Regions from separate parts of the Homo sapiens genome. Here region 1 is linked to region 2. Evidence: chromatin contacts called from ENCODE Hi-C or POLR2A ChIA-PET data. All regions are on one chromosome and are shown on one strand. The core of a region is the stretch at or near the end of the contact, and the rest is flanking DNA. Distances in the headings are between cores, read along the strand shown. Region 1 holds the start of KCNJ5 (potassium inwardly rectifying channel subfamily J member 5). Region 2 holds the start of ETS1-AS1 (ETS1 antisense RNA 1).

Region 1 (4,071 bases), core at 175-2,674, 370 kb before region 2:
TGGAAAAGTGCTTTGAGAACCAGAAAGCCCGATAAACCATATGGCTTTTGATGAAAACGAGGCACATTTTGGAGTCAGATATAGGAGAGAATCTCCCTTTATGAGCTGTGCACCTGAGGCAAATTGCACAGCCTCTCTGGGCTTCAATTTTTCACCTGTAGAATGAGGATGATAATCTCAGCTTATTAAAAGGATTGAAACAGAGTAAAATACTTGGCGTGTTCCTGTTGATCTTCTTCTGGTGTTTGAAAAGGCTCCTGGAACAGGTTTTGGGCTGGTGTTGCTCACCCTGATGTTCAGGGTAGGCCCTAGAACTTTGGGGGCCGGACCTGAGGCCCTCCACAGCCCCTGGGGTTGGAGAGCCCTGTTTGAGGGAAGGCACAGATAAAACCAGGGGGCCAACAGCTCTGCAGGGAGAAGCACTGACTTGAAGAGAAGGGGAGCAATGACAAGGCCGGCCTTCTCTGTTCCCTATCCTCTGTCCTCACAGGCTTGACCCCTGGCCTTTCTGAACCATTTGAAAGCTCTTTAAAAGGAGATAGGGAGGTACGCAGGAAGTGACTTGGGCAGCGAGGGGGGCAGAAATCACAAGGCCGTGTTTCCAGTTTGGCCACACTTAAAAGAGAAAGCAAGATTAGGCTGGGGATCTAAGGCTGAGGGGGGCACCGCCCCCCATCCTGGCCCTCCCTGCTCCCATTTGAAGGAAGAGTCCTACCAGGTGAAAAATGTCCTCCACACCCCACCCACTCCTGGCCACTGTTGCCTCTCAAACCACTGCTGGGAGATCTGGGGCACCCCCAGGTAGCCCTGGTCTAGTGCCAGAAGTGAAGGTGTTTATGGCTGGGCTCCCAACGCACAGGGCAGCCTGCAGCCACGGAGATCTCCAATTTCCTAAACTTGGACCTGCCCTAAGCTTTTCCTTATCCCCCCTGGCTCCCAGTCTAGCAGGTTCCCTGTGAAAGCCTGCTGCCCAGGTGATGGACACCTGAGGGTGTCATCCTGCCCTCCAGAACCCGCGAGCTGGGGGAGAAATGGAGGAGGAAAAGAAGACAACTTACTTGTTGAGATCGGAGCTTCCGAGTCCCACTGATGCTAACTTCTGGGGTGTCCCTTAGCGGCGGTGCAGGGGGGCTCAGGGCTTTTGAGGGGACTCCCCAGCCCCTGCCATGACCCCACGGAGGAGCTGTAGCTGGAACCTCTCCCTGTTGTGGGGTCCTGTGGGCAGAGGTACCTAAGCCATCCTGTCCCTTCACTCGCGGCCCCTTGGGTCACTCCCTTTCTCTAGCGAGAGCAGCTGGAACAATCTCTCTCTCTCTCTCTCTCTCTCTCTCTCTCTCTGTGTGTGTGTGTGTGTGTGTGTGTGTGTGTGTGTGTGTGTGTGTCCCCTCCTCCCTCTCCTCTCTCCCTCCGTCCCTGGTACAAATGAATCTCTGGGTAGTAACGCGACTGGAAGGGCCACCGGCGTTGGCGGCGGGGGGCGGGCTGGGGTGGGGCGGGGGCTCCATGTGATCCGGGACGCCGTCAGCTCGGCAGGACTGGGAGGGAAGAGGAAGGCGGAGAGAGAGCCCGGCAGGCATCCAGCCCTCCGCTCGCGTCCCCGCGGCCCCCTGCGCCCTCCCCCGGCTCCCCCTGCCCCCGGCTGCACCCCTGCTGCGGGGTGCCAGGGACGGAGACCCGCGCGCGCGCGTGTGAGCGTCCCATGCCTGTGTGTGAGCGCCGCGTGTCACGCGTGTCCGTGTGTGAGCGCCGCGTATTTAGTGGGTGCGGTGGAGCAGACAGAAAGAAGGGAGAAACTATTAGGGCAGAAATCTTGGCTCGGAGCCTCGGCGGGGCTGCTCAGTCGCTCCGCGGTGCGCTAAGCGGACGGTTGGCAGCATTTCGCCGTTTCCCGAGAGGGATGGAGCAGATGGGGGGATTCCTTTGGGAAGGCGGGGGAGCCACAGTCTGGGCGCTGCATCCCCCGCCCGACGGCTCTGATTCCCGCCGTGGAGTGAGGGTCCGGGGGCCTGATCCGCCAGCTGCAGGGGGAGTAGGTCCAGGGACAGGACCCAGGCTAGCTGTCCCCGGGCTCGCTGCTCACCCCGGACGATCTCTCCCCGGCGTGCGGCGGCGGCTGGGCGGCGATGGCTGGAAACGCGCCCTGCACGGACAGGAGGCGGGAGCAGCCCGGAGGGAACGGAGCTCAACCTTGCCCAGGCGTGGGCAGAGCCGGCGTCCTCCGCGCCACCTCCCGGCTCTCCCTTTTGGATTCCTACCTGCCTTGAGGACAGATGATGACCAGAGTGTGTTCTTTAATTCGTGGAAGCCGTAGGAAAGGCAGCTGCCAGGGCAGGCTGAAAGGGAGGGCTGCTGTCTGGGGAGGGCCGGCAGGTGCCTCTGAGGACCGGTCTGTTCGGGGTGGCCCTTCTCACCCGGTGGTGTTCCTTCTGGCCCCTCTCCGTTACCCAGCCTTTTGGGGTCAACACCCCCCCTGCCAGCCCCCTCTCTCAGGGCAGACACAGCTGGTCAAACGTGGGGTGCCCTAGCACCTAGCACAAGTGCTAGGTGAATGATGTCTACGACCAGAAAACTGGTTTATTACGTTGCAATGAGAAAAATGCTTGTCACTAATACTGGAGGGCACCAAGTCCATCCTCTCCTGTAAGGACAGTGACAGGGAAACTTAGTCTCTAACAGTGGCCTGGGGGTCCTCTTGCCTCGGAGACCAGCGTACACACAGCCCGTTGCCCAGGCACCCTCCCCTGGGACAGAGCACAGAGCGGTCCGGCCAGAGTGGGCCTCCTGATTGCCCCTCTTCTCTCTGTAGAGGGGGTGATTGTTAAATGTGGCTGCAACAGGCCCTAACAGGAAAGCTCTGTGTCCCCTTAGGGGACTCAGCTTGCCTAGGTGCTCACGCACTGCACCATATGTTGTTTGACCTCAGGGCTTAACACTATTGTGGAGAAAGTTCTTAATTCCCTAATTGCCTAGTTCTTGGGAGAGGCTTTGGCTGTGCAGTTCTCAGGTCCAGATAACACACACTATAATCATCTGCTGAGCCCTGAGGAGGGGCTCTGTCCTGGGGCAGCAGTTGCTTTTGGATTAGGTATAAAGACCATGATATTCCTTTTGCCATTACGGGGTGGGGGTCAGGGGACCTGGACTGACTTTAAAGCAAAATATAGGGTGCTCTGGGAAATACTGTTTTGCAAAGATTTTCTCAGTGATGGGACCTTGGATCGGGAGACAGAAAAATTTGTGTCCAGGTCTCACCTGAGAACTGAAAAACGCGAAATTTGGGGATTCTAGTCCTGAGCAATTGTTGCAACTTGGAGGAGCTTTGAGAGGCCCAAGCCTCTCAAAGAGCACAGACAACATCTGAGGATAGCAATGCAATAAAAGAACTACTCAGGGAGCGGTACAAGGTGCTAAGTATGTCTTTCATTGTCTGAAAATTGCTGAGGCGGTGCTTGAAAGCAACAGAAAATGTGTATGTATTATCACTGTTAATTAGAGTACAGCCTCACTTCTTCTGTTCTCTTTATCTGCTTCTCTTACCTTCTTTCATCGAGCGGGAGATGGGTTCACAATTAAAGATGTTCTCTTTAGAATATAAGACTTGCAGAAAATTATTTTTTTCTCCTATTTATAGAAGTTATATTTGCATTAGGAGCCTGGTAATGTCTCATAAATATTTCCTTTTAGATAAAATATTAATTAAAGGAGTTTGTTGAGTTATACTCTGAAATCCTAACTAAATAGCTTCTAAAACAAATATTTTAAGCATTTTTTCTCATGTCAGGAGAATTCTTCATACGTCCATAAACAGCAGATATCTATCGAGTAAGGACATATTATTTTGCAATATTTAACATAATACTGTAGCTGCTACCCAGTTTAAAAAAACAAAACCAGGCATTGCCAACACTGCCAAATCCATGTGAGATTACCTCCTCTTCCCTCAGGAGAGAACCAGCCACCTGAGTTTGGTGTTTCTCTTTCCCATGGCTTTTAAAATGCTAAACAGACACACACACAAACACACACACACACCCCTACACCTACACCTACTCAGTTAGCGAATGTTGACTG
Region 2 (3,568 bases), core at 18-2,517:
CTGAGCCATGTTTGATTTGCTGCAAGAGGAATACGTGTCTAAACTGCTGGATTTTAAAATGTCGCTTGGTCTGTGGATTAGGCCAATCCACCCCACATTGTTGGGGCTGCAGATGCAGTTGAATGGTTCATAATTATAGTCTAAAGAAACTGCAGACAGCAATAGAGCCAACCCAGGCCCTTTCTCTCCTGACAGCCCATGCCAAGCTGTCTCCCACAGGGAACCATAGTGTGGTTATCCTGCAATGTATTTGCCCAAAGACAATACATCCAGTGTAGAGAAGTTGGATTTCTAGAAATTGAGTCTGCTCATCTATCTACTCCCATGTCCATTGTATCCTGTCTTGTGTCTCAAGGGTGTCTGGTACTTCTCCTGCCAAAGTGAAATGCAAAGTAAATGCAAGGAGATGCCAGGGAGAGAACTGCTATCAGGGCATCTGGTTCTAGTACTGACACTGACTTTTTTAGATTGTGTGGCCCTGGAAATAATAATTTCCTCACTCACACTCATTTTTCACCTCTGGTAAATAGGAGTGCTGGACTTGGAGAGCACTGATAAACTCCCATTGAGCTCTAACATGTGACAAATCCAAGACCTAAGGTTTTGTCTCCAAAGAGGCACTACAAATGTGATCTTCTTTCAGAATTTAAACTGTCACTTTTCTGTGACTCAAAACAAATATAAATCTAGTTCTCTTCTCCAATCAGGTAGTTCTCGAATTTCTCAAGTGAGGCTGATGCTGGGCAGGTTGCCAGTTTAAGAACTGAGGAAGGGTCTTGAAGAGATTTTTAAATGAAATGTGGTGATAGTTGTTCTATCTCTCGCTGGAGATCGTTCAGGAAAATTGAGCATCCAAGCTATTCTGCAAAGAGATGGCTGTAGACAGACATTTAATGTGATTTCCCACATATTCTACCGTATACTAGATCTTAATAACAATAATCAAATACTAATTCTCACCTAGACACTGTGCTAAATTCTTTGCATACATTATCTCATTTAATCATTCAAATAGCCTTAAAAGGTGTGTGCTGCTATTATCCCTAGTTGAAACATGGAGGAACTGAGGTTCGGGATTGTTTAAATGACTTACCTGTGGCAATTCAGCTGGCTAGTTGGTAGAGTAAGAATTTGAACCTGAGTCTTATTCCAAAGCCCACACTACTATCCTCTTTGTTTTCTTATATTGAGCTTTCCAGGGCAAACAGGCTCCCAAGTCCTCCCCTCTCCCCCAACCCCACCCCACCCTCCCTTCTTCCCTCCTGACTGCAGCTCCTCCTACCCTCATTGTTTATTGTGCCTTCTAAACAATAGCCAATGAGTCTGTGTTCCATTCTAGGGAGAGCTAGGGCTGATTTTATTCCCTGAAACAGAGATGAGGTTGTGACACAAAAAGGTTAAGTGGCTTTGGTGAGGTCACAGAGCCAGCCTGCAGTCAGCAACAGTACCATCTGAGTCCCCTGGCTTGGGTCCCTTAACTGACCCTAAGGCTTTTTGGCATCCAAGTTTAATTAAGAGAGTTATTTTAATTTTCCTTCCTATCTCTAATTTTCCATTTTATTGCTGCTTGATAATGTAGATATTGAAGTGCCAGGCATTTTTCTTCCCTAGTGTGACTTTTAATGACTAAACTTCTCACATAGAAACCACTTGCCTTAGAAGTAAGCTTTCAAAGCTTGTTTCTGTGTATGACAGAGACTGTTGCCTTTTCTCAGAGAAAAATGAGACCACAAATGCAGCTCAGACAGGTTGTTGTTAATTGAGGGCTTTTTTTTTTTTTTTTTTTTTTCTAAATCTTACATTTATACCAGTAAATCAACATCTGTGAGTCATAAACTGGTTCTGGATCAGCCGTTAGTGGTCTGAATGTTTTTGTACCTACCTTCAGTAAAGCATATTTTAGCTCAAAACTCAGAGATTCTTTGTTTTGTTGAAGTTCAAGACTCAGGAGTAGATAACATGCTAGGACACTTCTGGAGAGGGAAAGTCTGTCTTCCATGATTGTTCAACATTAAGTGTATATTTATATTTCTTTTTTATTGAAGTTGGGGTGGAGTTGAGGGAGGAGTATAAATAAAAAAGAAAGTATGCTTTTTACATACTCCATGTGCTTGAGGAATTCCTGTATGAAGGTGACTATTTTCTTAATATTATTGTCTAGCTCCACTCTTCTGTTCCCCAACTCCTGCGGACTTTTCTTGGCCCTTATTGACTTCACGTTCCTAGTGTAAGGCAATTCAGCACTTGGTAGGATATAATTAGCCGAAGTCTAAGGAATGCTTAAAAATACAATTCTGTTTTTTCCCAAATGCAGGAGGAACAGACTGCTGCAGTACAAGCACAAGCACAGAAGTATTTATTTGATTGATTTTTTTTTTTCCTGAGTGCCTTAAAAACCAGATATGGTATTGAAGTATCTTGCCCAAGTGGATGAAAGGCAACGCTTGGCTGCTGTTGTTTGGCTGGTGGGGACACTGAGGCATACATGTAACCGAGTGGACGTGAGTGCTGGGGATAGAGGTTCTGCTCTACTATGAAGGGAAAAGGGCACAGCCTCTGACACTTTTTAGTTCATCTTCACAAGCCAGAGCATATCAAACTCACTTAATCATTGAATTAGGAAGCCCATAGTGACCAAAAAGTTGATAGTTCATCATTCAACACATATTTATTGAGCTCTGTAATGTCTTAGGCACTAGGCTAGGCATCAATGTTTTAGCGTATGATAACATAGAAATATCATTTAAAGTCCATATGAACATTTAGAAAAATCTACTTGTGTCCTAAAGAGAATGAATAAAAATTTCATTTATCAACATTGATTAGATTAATGAAACATGACCCTGGCAGACCTGATCAGATTATTATATCTTAAATATGTAAAAAATATTTTAACATGACCTTATTAGTGCTCTTCATCCAAATCCAGGGTTCGATGCATAACTTCTGATGGCATAAATATTCATAATTAATATCATCTGGAGGTAACTTTCCTGGCAGCCTGTGGTGGCGCCTGGCTATCTCTCCAAACTGCTGCTTTACGCAACCCTATTCCTTGATTTGGACATTCACTCATTTTGTTTCTGTGCTTCAGGACTGGATTAGGAAACGGATGATTGACTATCTGAGTTGTCACTATGGAAGAATTAGAAAGAATAATTTTCCTCATTGCTAGAGTGGAAAGTGTTTACAGTTTAATCATGGTGGGCTTTTTTAGTATCTAATTTGGGTGGATGTTAGCAGCAGTGTTTAGGCTAGTCTGGGGAAGAAAGTTGAGGAGCAAACTGGGGAAGAGAGAAAGGAGTTGCTCTGAGGAATCTGCATTTGAAAATAGAGAAGTACTCACACTTGGATTAAAAAATGCCAACATTTTCTCAATACAACATCAACAAAACAAAATTCCCCAAAGCAACTCTAGATTTGTTCACTTCTTCTCCTGATGAATTCATAGTGAGTAAGGCAGAATTGATTCAAGAACCTTTTTTTTTTTGTGGTTCATTTGGACGTGTAAATGTACAATTCATTCATCAGCTGTTTCTCTAGGCTTTTCCCAGGACCAGAAGGGTCT

The links. A loop is a pair of places that touch in the nucleus more often than their neighbours do. ChIA-PET counts read pairs that join two places held with the same protein, here RNA polymerase II (POLR2A). Pooled maps may share reads with other maps.
Region 1: a loop to region 2 is called in a map of ascending aorta, with 2.6 times the contacts of the local background. The contact joins the promoter of KCNJ5 here to the promoter of ETS1-AS1 in region 2. A Hi-C loop is called at or near these places in 1 of 168 maps with a recorded cell type or tissue (ascending aorta) and 1 of 50 pooled maps. POLR2A ChIA-PET finds 5 or more read pairs at or near these places in 2 of 52 experiments (GM12878 and activated CD4-positive, alpha-beta T cell).

The regions. Positions count from the first base shown.
Region 1 is chr11:128,888,709-128,892,779 of GRCh38, reverse strand. KCNJ5 (potassium inwardly rectifying channel subfamily J member 5) reads right to left here and starts at 1,424. Exons shown (of 3, transcript NM_000890.5): 1 at 1,059-1,424.
Region 2 is chr11:128,523,841-128,527,408 of GRCh38, reverse strand. It overlaps ETS1-AS1 (ETS1 antisense RNA 1), which reads right to left and starts at 1,267. Exons shown (of 4, transcript NR_120581.1): 1 at 1,094-1,267; 2 at 1-876. The region is part of intron 3 of ETS1 (ETS proto-oncogene 1, transcription factor); the gene reads left to right.